2 separate regions of the Homo sapiens genome follow, and region 1 is linked to region 2. Evidence: chromatin loops called from intact Hi-C (ENCODE). Cell type or tissue: CD14-positive monocyte. All regions are shown on one strand.

The links. Peaks named below come from ENCODE experiments on the same cell type or tissue, not always from the same donor. Only the 100,000 strongest peaks of a DNase experiment are listed, where the experiment ranks them.
Region 1: a loop joins it to region 2, with 5 times the contacts of the local background. A loop is called at or near these places in 86 of 110 quality-filtered maps.

What each region holds. Positions count from the first base shown.
Region 1 is chr11:124,418,255-124,426,254 of GRCh38, reverse strand. OR8B4 (olfactory receptor family 8 subfamily B member 4) reads left to right here and starts at 1,384. Exons shown (of 1, transcript NM_001005196.1): 1 at 1,384-2,313. The coding sequence starts at 1,384. The coding sequence ends at 2,313. In CD14-positive monocyte, no CTCF peak of the experiment used is centred here; no DNase peak of the experiment used is centred here.
Region 2 is chr11:124,582,752-124,590,751 of GRCh38, reverse strand. No RefSeq gene overlaps it. Among named protein-coding and RNA genes, the nearest start is that of OR8A1, 17 kb to the right of the region's middle. In CD14-positive monocyte, CTCF peaks have their summits at 4,124 and 4,323 (motif pointing right); a DNase peak (open chromatin) is centred at 4,321.

The DNA.
Region 1 (8,000 bases), 160 kb after region 2:
GGCCTGTCTGCGGCCCTTATTAGAGCTGCGAGTAGGTGGTGTTTGTGGTGGAGGTGGTGTGGTTTCTGTTCTGAGCAGCGCATGGTCCAAGAAGCCTTTTATCTGAGGTGCTCTCTGTAGATCTGATCTGACCTTTTCTGAGGGGTCCTACTCTCATAGCTCCCTGTGAAGATTTGGAGATGGTGGCTTAGGTTGGGGCTATTCACTCTTAAATTCAAGCTTAGGCTCTGAGAGTTAATGAGAAAGGAAAAAATGAGTCCCCAAACTCAGCACTGAATAACATGAAATCCCTGGAGTAGAGGGAAAGTTTGAGTGGAACCCCCACTCCCAAGATGCTAGGTAAGCACCGTTATCCAGGCTGTAAACAAAGACAGTGCAATTCCTTCCCTATAGAGACAGATCTTGGAGAAATTCCCAGGGGAAACTGTGTCTAATCAGGTCCCTGAGATCGTCAAGCAGCTTAAATTCCTCTGTGATATGACAGCTGGGGTTCTGGTCAAAATGAGAGTTCCTAGTTTTTTTTCCTGAAGTTGTCAAGACCACCTGGGAAAATCCACAAACAGAAACCATGGTCTATTCCTTGAGCACCTTGGAGCCTGGGGTCTGTAAAAGCTCTGATTCTCAGCACCAAGGGAGTCAAAAGAGGTAATACGCAAGGCTGTGTGCTTTCTGCACAAGCAGCACCATTTTCTCTTTCTGGCTAATGGAAAAAGAGATGGCGTAAGGCCCAGCACTGAGTGGGGCCCGGGAGAAGGAAGGTGAAGGTCCGAATCCTGTCTTTCCTGATGGTCTCTTTGAAACCCACAACCAAGGGCTCTGGGAAGTATGGATCCCGTCTCTGCTCTCAACACTGACCCTGAGGTGAGATGGAATGGAGGGTCTTCGAGGAGGCGGGTGGGATGTAAAGAGCCAGCAGGTAACACTCTTGGCTTTCTCTCCAGATGGAAATCCACTATCTAGTTGGGAGACGGAGGCAGAGAATGGGAGGGCATCCTGGTGACCTTGAGAGCTCTGGTCTCTCAGCTCTTGAGGCAGCGGCCCAGGTTGTACTCTTGGTTCTCAGGGTGTCTTTCTGAGAGTCCCTGGGCAGCCAATTCAGGTGTGTTGTCTCCCTCGTCATCTCTCAAGCAGAGACGGAATTCTTGCTGCCCATGGTAACAGATGCTAGCTTGAATTCATGATCGGCCCAGCAGAGCTGAGATCCTCTCACAGACACGTTGTTAATACCTCAGGGTGGGGAGGTGTGTAGATGAGGGAGGATGGAAGAGAGGGCATCTGCACACTGGCTGGTCCACTAGAGTCTTCTTCCCTTAGCCATGCTTGTGCCTGTCATGACTCTTTGTGTTTTGCCCTCTGCTTCCCCAGACAGCTCGCCAAGAGAGAATGACTCTGAGAAACAGCTCCTCAGTGACTGAGTTTATCCTTGTGGGATTATCAGAACAGCCAGAGCTCCAGCTCCCTCTTTTCCTTCTATTCTTAGGGATCTATGTGTTCACTGTGGTGGGCAACTTGGGCTTGATCACCTTAATTGGGATAAATCCTAGCCTTCACACCCCCATGTACTTTTTCCTCTTCAACTTGTCCTTTATAGATCTCTGTTATTCCTGTGTGTTTACCCCCAAAATGCTGAATGACTTTGTTTCAGAAAGTATCATCTCTTATGTGGGATGTATGACTCAGCTATTTTTCTTCTGTTTCTTTGTCAATTCTGAGTGCTATGTGTTGGTATCAATGGCCTATGATCGCTATGTGGCCATCTGCAACCCCCTGCTCTACATGGTCACCATGTCCCCAAGGGTCTGCTTTCTGCTGATGTTTGGTTCCTATGTGGTAGGGTTTGCTGGGGCCATGGCCCACACTGGAAGCATGCTGCGACTGACCTTCTGTGATTCCAACGTCATTGACCATTATCTGTGTGACGTTCTCCCCCTCTTGCAGCTCTCCTGCACCAGCACCCATGTCAGTGAGCTGGTATTTTTCATTGTTGTTGGAGTAATCACCATGCTATCCAGCATAAGCATCGTCATCTCTTACGCTTTGATACTCTCCAACATCCTCTGTATTCCTTCTGCAGAGGGCAGATCCAAAGCCTTTAGCACATGGGGCTCCCACATAATTGCTGTTGCTCTGTTTTTTGGGTCAGGGACATTCACCTACTTAACAACATCTTTTCCTGGCTCTATGAACCATGGCAGATTTGCCTCAGTCTTTTACACCAATGTGGTTCCCATGCTTAACCCTTCGATCTACAGTTTGAGGAATAAGGATGATAAACTTGCCCTGGGCAAAACCCTGAAGAGAGTGCTCTTCTAATGGGTCTCTTCATATCACTGGCAACCGATTCTCGGTAAGCATGATACTCAAGTGTCTTTCTATTTATAGGCGGAGGAATTTTAATATTTTTCCTCAAAGAGGGTCTCCTCTCCACTTTTAAAAATTGGAAATCTCTTTCCTATACTCTCCTTGAGGACTATATTATTTTGCAACAATTAAATTGGCTCACTGCCTGCAAGTTAGTGTCTATGAAATGCCTTTTGTTTACTGAACTCTGTATTAGGCCCAAGAGATGAGTAAGATGAGGCTCCATGCCTTCCATTCTTTTCTTGGTAGGCTAAATGGGTTTTTCTGAGCAAGAACGTTTCTGGCTGGAACAAGGGGCAGGTGGTGGTATAAAGGTTGAGGAGTGTTTTCTCTTTAGTTACATAAGCAGACTTATTAAAGATCAATGGTAGATACCTTGGTGCCAGTGCTAATATGATTATATATCCAGCTCTTCAGGAGGTTGCTTGGTCAGGAAGATCATAAACCCTCCTTTTCATATACATGTATGTACATAAAAGAAGCCCTCACACAAGAATTTTCTATGATCTGCTCTGTAAGGATAAATCAAATCCAAATCTTTTATTTCAAAGTTCTAAAGCTTCTGGGCCTTGGAATGGTAATCAGGGGTAAGTGATCCTGTGTAATTGGGCCAATTTCTTAGGCTCCGGAGACTCAGGCTGGAAGAAGAAACAAGGAAGAACTCCACGGATTTGCATGATCTGTAAAATGTGGCCTCTGCCTTGCTCTGGAGATACTAAGCACACTACTGGATTTTAGGAAGATTGCTTATTCTTTAAAGTGGATTTAGATTTTACAGTTCTGACAACGTGTGTGCATGTTTATATGTGTGTGTGTGTGTGTGTGTGTGTGTCTGTATGTGTATTACAGTTAATCAATATAGAATCGGAAAGAAAGAGGAGTCATATTACACGTCCCACTCTCAGGGAGTCTGGAAGGGATCTGGATTTTGAGTGCCAAAGACCACTCTGTATTACTCTGCTAAAGGTTCTGCTGTTCTACATTGAAGAGTTCAGTGCTCCAGCTCGTGGCCAGGAGACATTCTGAGGGAGAGCTGAGAGCAGGGCAGAGAAGCAACTGCAGCACAGGTCTGACCAACAGGAGACGTGAGACAAACTCTATCTATCTTCTCCAAATCTGCTAGAGGAAGATCTTTGGAGGAGAAAAACTCTGATACTTGGATTATGCTTTGATTATGATAATAATGACACTTAACAGTTACTGAACTTGCACCATGTGTTTGTGCACCATTTGAGGTACCTTAAATATATTAATTCATTCATTGGAATTGATTTAATACCTTACTCAACCACTGCTGGTCAGTCCTCTGGGCCTTGCTGAATCCCACCCTCCAGTGGACTGTCTGTGTCTAGGTCCATGGGGGTCTTGGGATATTAGAAAAGAATCAAGAATAAGGAAGGACAAAAGTAAATCTACTTTGATACGGATAAAGAAAAAAAAACAATTACCATTGGTATAAATGAGCGGGAACAAGAACTAAGTCAGGGCATAGGATATGAATGGAAAGGAACAATTATGTAATCAATGCATCAAAGTCCAAGAATAACTTTCCCTGCATTCACTCCATATTGGCACTGGGGTGAGTAGCCGTGAAAGTATGTTTGACTTAATGAGACACTGGCTTGGCTCTTTTGGAAAGAAGTTCCTTTTTGACTGAGGATCTTACATGACAAAAACTCAGAGAGACTTTTCTTGGCTCTTGTAAAGCCAAATAAGAGCATCTACTGCTTCCACAGAAAATGCAACATTAAATAAATTCAGAAGGCCTGCACTTCTGTCTCAAACCAAGGATGGGTCATCTTGCATATTGTTTTGGGTTGACGTTAAGGAATTGTTTGTTCTCACAGTGTTAAACAAATAGAAGGAGGGTTGAGGGCTGTGGCATTACAGTAACAGAGAAGTAAGTTGAAACTGAGTGTCAGATCTGTCCTAAATGAGTCCTTCTGTCACAAGACCACGACTCCATCATCTCCTCACGTCATGACGTTTTAATTTCTAGCAAGGCTACTTTTTTCTCTTTAGGAAGCATCCTTAAGGTTGAGATTCCTCTAGGTTCAGTTCTTGGTCTCCTTCTCTTCTGGGCTCTTCCTGAGGCATTTCTCTGACTCAGGTGACTTCAACAACCACGCATTTGATGGTGACTTTCAAATCTATAACTCTGACCCTGAGCTACAATCAGAATCTGTAATCAGTTGTAAACTGGAAACACGCAAGTCTTATTAACATTGATGTTCAAATAGAATTGTTTAACGATTAAGTGATGACATAGTTTTGGAGTATCAGGAGGAGTAAACTGTTGTCTCTCACATTTCTAACCATGTGGGAGAATATAGGTAAGTGACCCTCCAAGTAGGAAGAGCGAGAGTACAAGGAGAACTTCCAGTGGATCTTTGGAAGGAAAAGGACGTGGTTTCCCTGTGCTCAAGAGGCAGATGAGAGGATGTCCGTGGCAGACTCAGCGTTAACTCTTAGCTTAGATGCGTAGTGCCCTTTCTCCCCTCACACTTCCACAGCAGAAATGTATCATTTACAAACCACTTCAGCTGCTGGTAACCAAAGTCTGACTGCAGTGGCTGAAACATATAAGTGTTTATTGTCCTCCAACATAAACGGCATCCAGAGGTGGGCAGTCCAGGACTGATTTGACAGTGCTGAGTCATCAAGCACTCAGTCTCTCTCTCCATCTTTTTTCTCTTCTTTCTAGCTAGAGATTTCATTCTCAATAATGCATCATGATTTCCAGATGGCCACTAGAGCTCTTAAGATTTTGTCCATATTTCAAGCAGCAGGAAGACACAGGGGTAAGCATAAGCAAATGGGTACTTTACCTATTTAACGTATGACTGCTACTGACAAGTTATTAACTATCCCTACCTGCAAAGGAGGCTGAGAAACTTAGCATTTCACTTGATAGCATTATCATCCTTAAACAACAGAATTTTGTTGCTAAGGAAGAAGGTGCTAACATGGCTATTGTGCAGACAACTAGCAGTATCCACCAAAGGATAGAATACCACTTGCCAGGAGGGAACAATTTAGAAGTGAATACACTCTATCCATATTTTTGCTTTCTTACTTTGTCCACTCTGTGAGAGAAGGTTAGATTAATTGGACAGGTAAGATTGAAAAAGACTGACAAGTTGGTCATTGATGGAAATGTGCCCAGTGTCTTCATCACCAAACTATTGGTACTAACGTAAGGCAAGCTCATGGTGAGGACAAGCCAGAATCTGTGCTATTTCAATCCTAACCTCTACTGCTGTCTCCTACTGGGTTAAGTTAGAGTCCGGGTTCTGAGAGGGAGGTGCGAGTCCTGACATCTTTGCCTCTTCAGCATGGCTATGAATAAAGATGCAATGGTATTTTCATCCTCTTTTGGCTCCAGTCATTCTCACTAATTAGACCCACAGGAAAGGGGGAGTGAGTGATTAATATTGCCAAATTTCCCACATTAGAGCTGTCTCTGCACTTTTAGCACAAGGACTTCTGGTAATTGAAGCTCTCATTTTCTTATGATTTGAAATGACCCCTCTTGCTCTGGTAGTGGGTTATTGGAAACCATATGAAAAATAGAGTGTCTGAGAGGACACAAAGTGCAACTCAAATAGGGCTCTACTCGTTAATTTTAGGTGTCAACTTGACTGAATTAAGGAACACCTAGGGAACTGCTGGGTGTGTGAGTGTGAGGGTGTTTCCAGAGGAGGCTGGCATGTGAGTCAGTGGACCCAGTGGGGAAAACCTGCCCTCAATGTGAGTGGGCATCATTCAGTCGGCTGGGGGCCCAGACAGAACAGAAAACGCAGAGAAAAGGATTTCCTCTCTCTCTTGGAGCTGGGAAACTGTTCTCCAGTCCTTGGATATCAGAACTGCAAACTCTTTGGCTTTGGGACTCCAGGACAAACTCCAGTGGTCCCTGGATTCTCAGGTCTTTGGGCTTGGACTGAGAGTTAACCCATTGGCTTTCCTGGTTCTGAGGTTTTCACACTTGGACTGATCCACACTGCTGACATCTCAGAATCTCCAGCTTGCAGACAGCTTGTCATAGAAATTCTCAGCCTCCATAATCATTTGAGCCATTTTCCCTAATAAATCCCCTCTCATCTATCTATCTATATCTATATCTAATCTATATTTATATCTCTGAGCTATCTAATCCAGTTGATTCTTTCTCTCTGGAGAACCATGAGTAAAATACAAGGGCCATGGAAGGAGGGCTCATTGTCAGCTAATAGGGAAATTTGACAGGAAAATTTAGGCTAGATGACTCACAATTTCACAGAATAGCATGTGGAAGACATGAACAGAAAATGGTGTTCCAGTTGATGGCAAATAGGGTTTGGTACTATCTGTGATTTCAGGTATCTACTGGAGACTTAGAATATATCCCCTAAGAATAAGGGGGTACTGTGTATTAAATGACACCCATGTGAGGCAATGTATTTGTTAACTAGCTAGATTTAGCCATTCTACATTGTAAATGTACTTCAAAACATCATGCTGTACATGATAAATACACACAATTTTGTCTGTCAAATTAAAAAAGGTAAATGTTCTAACTTCTTTGTTAAAAGAACACGAGTCAGACTGGATCAAAGAGCAGAATACAACTCTATGTGGCATACAAGAAACCCATCTATAACCAGGTGATTCAGAAAGATTGAAAATAAAATGGTGACTAAAGATATAACAGGTAAATATAAACAAACAAGCAAACAAACAGGCTGACTTTCAGTCAGAATGGAAATTCAGTCAAAAAATGTTAAATGCAAAAGCGTTATAATGGTATAGGATACAATTTACAATAAATATGTAATGGTTATGAGTCTCTCTGCACCACATAGTAGAACATCAGGAGTTATAAGAGAAATTAACATTATTGGAAGGGAACTTTAAATTACAGCTTTTAGTCTCTGATAAAGCAGGTTTATAGAAAAAGATAAAAGATGTAGAAAATGTCAAGAAGATAATAGAGAGATAAATCTAATTACTTACATAAATTAGTTTTTTCTATATAAACATCCAATTTTTTATGTGTATGTGTGTGTGTGTGTGTGTGTGTGTATGTGTAGTTCTGTGTCCTAGATATTAAAAACATACCTTTTAATCAAAGGGTCAAAAAACAGTCACATGAAGAGTGAATATTAGGTCACAAAAGCAAACTTCAATAAATTTGATATATTAAAAATAGTCCCATCAATGTTCTTTGATCATCATGCAATAAAACTAAAGCATAATTATGTAATTAGAAAGCAAAAATACTTTATTACTTTGATATTTAACATTTTCTTTTAAGCTACTTGCAGATCAAAGAAAAAATATAAAATTGCAGAATGCCTAGAAAAAAGCTATGAAAATGTAACCTTTTATAATTTATGAGATAGTATACAGCTAAAACAGAAAAATAATTTTAAATATTATATTAAACAAGCAATAAAGATAAATAAACAATTAACTTATGGGTCAGAAAAAGATGTAGTAAAATTAAAAGAAAACAGAGTAGGAATTAATAAAGTTAAAATCAGAAAATATTGAATTAGAAAAAAAACAGTAGAGATAATAAATACATTCAAGAGCTTGTTCTTTCAACATTAGTAATATATATCAGCTGCTGTCTCTCCTAATTCAGAGAAAAAGAAGAA
Region 2 (8,000 bases):
AAAAAATATTGACTATATTGAACGTATAATAGCTAATTTTAAAGCTCAATTTGCCAGTTCCATCATCTCTGTCATTTCTGGGATGTTTCTGCTAAGAAATTTCTTCTGGCTACAGGTCACATTTTTATGTTTCTTCCACATCTAGTAATTTTCAATCAGGCACGGACATAATAGATTTTATGTTGTTGAGTGCTAAATTTTGTTATATTCCTTTAAGGTGTGTTGGGAATTCTTTTGGAAGGCTTTTAAGCATCTTGAGGGTCAATTTGATCTTTTTGAAGTTCATTTTTAAGCTTAACTTAGGTATCAAGCCAAAGTCTCCGGTAGACCTCTGTGCAGATTTGTGGGGTTCTTTTTTGCAGAGCTCCCTCTTCTCACTTTCTGCTCCACAGCTTCCTGCTGCTCTGACCTTCCTGAACACGTCTGTCTCTTCACTTCAGTGAGACTACCAAGCCCTTTTTCTTCCTGATCCCTGCCTTCCTGAAATTGCCTCTAAGCAGGAAATTCTCATTCGTTTTCCCTTTTCTCCCTCTGGAATAACAATCTTCTGCTACCTTTTGTCAATGTCTGAAGACAGTTGTTTTGCACATTTTTTTCTGGTTTTCTAATGATTTAGGGTAGGGGGCAAGTCAGGACCCTGTTACTCCATCATGATTAGAAGAGAAAGTCTCAACCCTCCTTTTTCTTGAAGCATCTTTCCTATAGTTTTAATGTGCATTTCTTGTATGAGAAAAGTTGAATATCTTTTTATATGTTCAAGAGCCATTAATATATCTATTTTCTCTGAAGTCTCTATTTATGTCTTTTGCTCATTTTTGTCTTGGGTTGTAGGTCTTTTTATTTTCAAATACTAGAAGGTCATTATTAAATATATTAGCTTTTTGTCTGAGATATAAATTCCATATAGATTTTTCTCATTTTTTATCTTCTGACTTTTCTTACAATTTTTTTCCAGGCAAAAAGCGCTTTCTAGAATATAGTCACATTTATTAAAATTTTATTTATAGGCTCTGGGTTTTGAATAATTGTCTGCCAAGTATAATCTACTTTCAGGTTATAAATAACTTCGTCTATGTTTCATTTTCCTTTCCAGAACTTGTATGAATTTAATTTTTACATTTGGATGTATTTGAAATTTATACTGTTTGTGGTGTGAGAAATAGATCTAATTTTATTATTTTTCATAAGGCTATCCAGTTATACCCTCACCGTTAAAAAACGATAACCTATCCTTTCCCCTGTTGATTCTAGTTGCTACCTTCATCAAATATTAAACTACATTTTGATTTGTTTTATATTCTGTTCCAGTGGACTACCACCCCATTCACGTGCTAATATTTTGCTTTAATTACAGAAGCTTTAATTATGTTGTTTTCACGTATGTTAGGGTTAGCTTCTACAAGTTGTGATCCCTCATGCCCCCAGGATTTTCCATGGTATTCTTGCCTATTTATTCTTTCAGACGAACTTCATTATCAGTTTGTCTTCCTCCAGACAAAAAAAAAAAAAAAAAAAAAACAAAAAAAACCCTCCTACTATATTTATCAAGATCATGTTACATTTACAATCTTAGAACTAACTGATACATTCTGGTGTTGAGTCTGACAATGGGAGACCACCGTATGCCTTTCTGTTTGTTAGATATGCTTTTGTGTCCTTTAGGTATGTGCGTACTTTTAGTCATGTAGGTTTTGTACATTTTTAAACTAGATTTTTGATTAGAAATTTTATTTTCTATTGTAATGAGATCTATTGTGACATGTTCTACCAGGTTATTGTTTGTATACGAAGTATATTGATTTCTAATTTTACTCCTGCAACGTAACTGGTATTGTTTTTAGTATGTTTCATGGATTATTTTGGAATTTCCAAAAAATTAATAATAGTATCTGCCTATACAGATAGTTGTACCTCTTCCTTTATGATTCTTTTGCCTTTAATTTCTTTCTCTTGTCTAATTGCATTGGTTCCCTACTTTACAATATTAATTAATAGAAGAGATAGTAGACATATTGGTCTAGTTCAGGCTTTAATGGGAATGTATCTAATATTTTTACTATAAGGATGTTTTCACATTTACCTTTAGAATATGTCATTGATTCCTATTTCACTGAATATTTAAAAATAATGATTGAACTATTGAAGGTATTGAATTTGATCAAACGCTCTTTCATGTGCTCTTAGTGCCGCCCCCTCCCATCCTAAGTATTTCAAATCCTCAAGTTTTCTTTCTTTTTTTAAAAATTTTTTTATTTCCATAGTTTTTTTGGGAACAGGTGGTATTTGGTTACATGAGTAAGTTCTTTAGTGGTGATTGGTGAGATTTTGGTGCACTCATCACCCAGGCAGTGTACACTGAACCCAATTTGTAGTCTCTTATCCCTCGCCCCCTCCCACCCCTTCCCTCGAGTCCCCAAGGTCCATTGTATCACTCTTATGTCTTTGCATCCTCATGGCTTAGCTCCCACTTATTAGTGAGAACATACAATGTTTGGTTTTCCATTTCTGAGTTATTTCACTTAGAATAATGGTCTCCAATTGCATCCAGGCTGTTGCAAATGTTATTATTCCATTCTGTTTTATGGCTGAGTCATATTCTATGGTGTGTGTGTGTATACACACACACACACACACACACACACACACATATATATGTGAGATTATATATATATCTCACAATTTCTTTATCTACTCGTTGATTGATGGGCATTTGGGATGGTTCCATACTTTTGCAATTGCAAATTGTGCTGCTATAACCATGTGCGTGCAAGTATCTTTTTCATATAATGACTTATTTTCCTCTGTAGATACCCAGTAGTGGGATTGCTGGATCGGATGGTAGTTCTACTTTTAGTTATTTAAGGATTCTCTGCATTGTTTTCCATAATGGTTTACTAGTTTACATTCCCACCAGCAGTACAGAAGTGTTCCCTTTTCACTGCATCCATACCAACATCTTTTTTTTTGATTTATTGATTATGACCATTCTTGCAGGAGTAAGTTGGTATCACATTGTGGTTTTGATTTGCATTTCCCCGATCATTAGTGATGTTGAGCATTTTTTTCGTATGTTTGTGAGCCATTTGTGTATTTTCTTTTGAGAATTGTCTATTCATGTCCTTAGCCCACTTTTTGATGGGATTGTTTGTTTTTTTTGTCGCTAATTTGAGTTCCTTGTAGATTCTGGATATTAGTCTTTGTTGAATGTATAGATTTTGAAGATTTTCTCCCACTCTGAGTTGTCTGTTTACCTTGCTGACTGTTCCTTTTGCTGTGCAGAAGCTCTTTAGTTTAATTAAGTCCCATTTATTTATCTTTGTTTTTGTTGCATTTGCTTTTGGGTTCTTGGTCATGAAGTCTTCGCTTAAGTCAATGTCTAGGAGGGGTTTTCCAATGTTATCTTCTAGAATTTTCATAGTTTCAGGTCTTAGATTTAAGTCCTTGATCCATCTTGAGTTGATTTTTGTATAAGGTGAGAGATGAGGATCCAGTTTCATTCTTCTACATGTGGCTTGCCAATTATCCCAGCACCATTTGTTCAATAGGGCATCCTTTCCCCACTTTATGTTTCCGTTTGCTTTGTTGAAGATCAGCTGGCTCTAAGTGTTGGGTTCTGGGTTCTCTATTCTGTTCCATTGGTCTATGTGCCTATTTTTAATACCAGTATCATGCTGTTTTGGTGACTATGGCCTTATAGTATAGTTTGAAGTCAGGTAATGTGATGCTCAGATTTGTTCTCTTTGCTGTCTTGCTTTGGCTATGCAGGCTCTTTTTTGGTTCCATATGAATTTTAGGTCAAATCCTCAGATTTTCATTTCTTTCTTGTACCTTGAATGTTCTTTTTTTACTAATTCCTTTCTTGAACAAAACCATGAGTATGCCTTTATTAACTTAAAACATTTTCCCCCAATTCTTTTTCTTTTTTAATTTTATTTTTATATTTTGTAGAGATGGGGTCTGTCTTGCTATGTTGTCCATCCTGGTCTTGAACTCCCGGCTCAAGCAATCTTCCTGCCTCGGCCTCCCAAAGTATTGGAATTCCAGGTGTGAGCCACCATGCCTGGCCTCTTTCTATTGTAAAAACTTTTAAAATGTTTTGTGTATTTCTCTTCCTGTCAACATTCAAGTGCTGGTGCTAACTTTTCACTGTTATATCATTTTTTCTCTCTCTTCATATGCAGTGCAACTTCCCTGTACAGATGTACTTGGATCTCAAATCTAGGTTTTCTGTGGTTTAGAACTTGCTGTATAATTGTCAGGTTTTCCCTGGGCCAGAGGGAGTTACTGAGAATGTTTGTTACGCTCCTTGAGTTTTAGGCAAGCTGCCACCAGGTGGCAGCAGCAGAAAAAGTCATCCTGTCTGAACTGACATTAAAAATGTTTAGGCCTATGCTGATTTTTAAATAGCATCTTCTCTTTTTATGGGAAGAAAATATATATATGTGTATATATATATATACACATATATATATATATGTATATATATATATACACATATATATATATATATACACACATATATATATATATACATATATATATATACATATATATATATATACACATATATATATATTTGTTACTTTTGAGATACATATTTTTAAATATTCCCCAAAGTAATTAAGAAACCTTAAGACACAGCTTCTTACAAAGACTTTTTTACTTAATAAGGGGAATATATTTACACACATATACATAGTATACAAATATATTTATATATCATGTATATACTTATTTTAAGAAGTAAATTCTAGCAAGCACTAAGGCATTATTCAATAAATTTATATTCTAAAGAAAACCTAAAAAATGACTGGCTATTATTTATTCTTTATTTCCTATTTTACTTAGAATTGCTGAGAGTATGAGGGCATTAAATGTTTTCTGACTAAAAGGATGATGCATTTGTGTAGAGAGCTTCTGCCTTTCTGAAAATAACAGCGAGTGTATGCCCCAATTTGAACCTCTGAAAAGAAGAAAAACGTCACATGCTTATGGTGTGACTCTTCCCTGCTGTTCTTCAAGGGCACAATACTGCTCCCCGGAACCAATAGCAAATGAACAGTTTTTCCTCTCTACTCCATATCAACTGATTTTAAGCTCTCTCAAGGCATTACCTGCCATTACTCAGGAAAACAGAGATCTTAGTAGCTTTGAATAATTTTATATAATTTAATTGAAGATGGCGATATGAAAAGGGCTTTGTCATGTGCACAATGTAAAGACCCTGCCTAATTGCCAGCTCCACAAATTGTGTTACTGAATTTCGGCCATTTTTATAGAGATCTAGCCTAGGAATTCCCACTTAGCATCAACCAAATGGGGGAGGGAGACAGGGTAGGCACCTCCTTTCATTGCTTTCAGTGTTGAAGCAAAATCGAACATGGAGGTTGTTAAAGTTGCTACATGTGTAAACTCAAAGGACATAATTTCTTGTTTTCTATAGTAACTCTAGGAAGTAACTGAGGGAGCCTTCTCTGGATTTTTACTGAGGACTCTGAAATATGTAAAAGAAAACTCAGGCTGTTAGGTTGAGAGGTCTCTGGCTGCTCTTGACTTGAGCGACACACTTTGTGTATTTACCCTCCAATTGCACTTGGGCTCCCAGAGGCAGATCCAAACTCTGACTAGCAGAGAGAAACAGCTACGCTAAACGGGGAAAAAGTAGAAGCTGTGTCTTAAAGTTTCTTAATTACTTTTGAGAACATTAAAAAAAATTAATTCATCTCAAAAGTAAGATAGCACAGTACTGAACTACAGCAGAACTTTACAAGCAAGTATTTTACATGTCACAAGAAGGAAACTTGCTGTGGGGAAATGATTGCCCCGTCTGTGACTGAACCCAAAGCAGACCAGCCTGTTTAATGGGATACCTACTCCTTCTGTGCCTCAGGAAGGTAAAGAGTGGGAGGAGCCCCTTCTCTTTTCCTTCTCCCCACTAGACTCAACCCCCAGAAAGAATAGTGACTCCTGCCTCTTGAGGCTGGGAAACAGCATGGGTTAAGGATGGCTGAGCCCCCTGAGCATTCTCTTTTTAGGACAGCCCTGTCCTCAGGAGTCTCTTTCTTCCTCTTCTAAGTGCTCTCCTTTCGTAGACAAGAGCTGCAGTTGCCATCTCAGCTCGTGTCTAGGTTTGTAAAATTAATCTGGGGAAGCACAGACGGAATTAGGGAGTCCTGTTGTGGCTGCAGCTCTAAGCTATGCCCTTCTATGAACTTCATCAGTGTTTAGGCTAATCTTCATCTCTTTCTATCTGGCTTCTTCTTTCTCAATTCTCAGAGTGTGGAGGGGAGGATGATTAATTATCACCTGTAACCTCTTGTATCAGTCCGGGTTCTCCGGAGAAACAGAACCCTACCTATATCTGTGTATCTCTATCTATCTATATATCTATACAGATATACTGTATAGATGGATGGTATGTCTGCAGGGACCTGTGTTTTATGGAATTGGCTCACATGATTGTGGGGACTGGAAAATATGAAATTTGTGGGGCAGGCACAGCCTGGAAGTTCAGGTAAGAATTGATGTTGTAGTTTGGAATCTCAAATTCACAGGGCAGGCCAGAAGGCTGGAAACTCAGGTGGGTTTCTATGTCACAGTCTCGAGGCAGAACTCCTTCTTCTCTGGAAACTCCTTTGCCCTTTGTTCTTCAATGGATTGGACGAAGCCTGCTACATGATAGTCTGCTATAATCTGCTTTACTTAAAGTCAACTGACCATAAAAGTTAATCACAGATAAAATTCACACCCACAGCAACAGCTAGACTAATGTTTGCTCAAACAGCTGGATTTCATAGCCCAGCCAAGCTGTTACATAAAATTAGCTATCACAGTTTAGCGCTTGTTTACTCAGCATCCGTACACATTTTCTTGCACTTAATGTCCAGATAAAGGAAATAACAAAGCCGTTCTTCCATCTAACATGATACAGTCAAAGCGACGCATAAAATTAACAGTTGCGCCAAAGCTCCCCTATTTCACGCTTCCACACATGCAGTGATTTCACCATAATATCATCTACCCTTCCCTAAATATACGTGGGTTTTTTTGTGCCTCCGTATCTTTTTTTTCATGTTGTCTTCTCTGCCTACAAAACCCTCGCCCATTCTTTTCTGGTCATCTTCTATTCATCATTCAGGATTCATAGCAATGAGTTTTTCTTGTATCATAAATCTGACCACGAATTTCTATAGTTACAGTGTCAAAAAATAGGACATGGTTTCTGAATAAAGATTGAATATAAAATAAATAAAGATATGGCCAGTTACCTGTCATAAAAGCAAAGCTATAATTATTTAAAAACAAAGTACCATAAAATAAATCTTGTCAAATGAGCAATGAGCTACTCTCGTATTGGTTACCTAAGGAACTTTAACAGACAGGGTGTGTGGTATCTATGTGTGTGCCTGTGTGTCACATAGAGATAGTCCTCTGCTATCACAGTGAATGTTTAAAATACAAATGCTACCTATACCACATGTGTAACATTTAAATAGTAATCATGTCATTCACTTTGTTAGATTTCAGTAATAATTTTGGGAATACACTAAATTATTTTAAGAATCTTAGTAAAATTTGAGCTGATACAAATATAGATATCTATATTGGAAGCATGTGTGTTTATAGTTGTTTTGCTGACATTAGGGCATTAATATTTAGGTTAGTCACTTAAAATGTAGTTCTCGTAAGGCAAATTGACTACAGACTTCCCCACACTCTTTACCAAGGATGTTGGTCTCTGGAATCTGGTCTGTTCGTACATTTTCTTTTTCTTTCTTGCTTTTTTTCATTTTCTTTCTTTCTTTTTTTTTTTTTTTTGCCTTACTGTACCAACAGAAAGAGTCTGGAAGAGAAAAACAAGAATAAACATAGCAAGAGTATGATGTGGAAGAGGAAGGGAAAAGCTGTTTCCACCTTACCAGGAGGAGGGTGGGGGTTGATGAGCAGTCACAGGCATCTGAGAGGGCTGCTGTGCTGCTGGGCACTTTTCTCACTCCCTA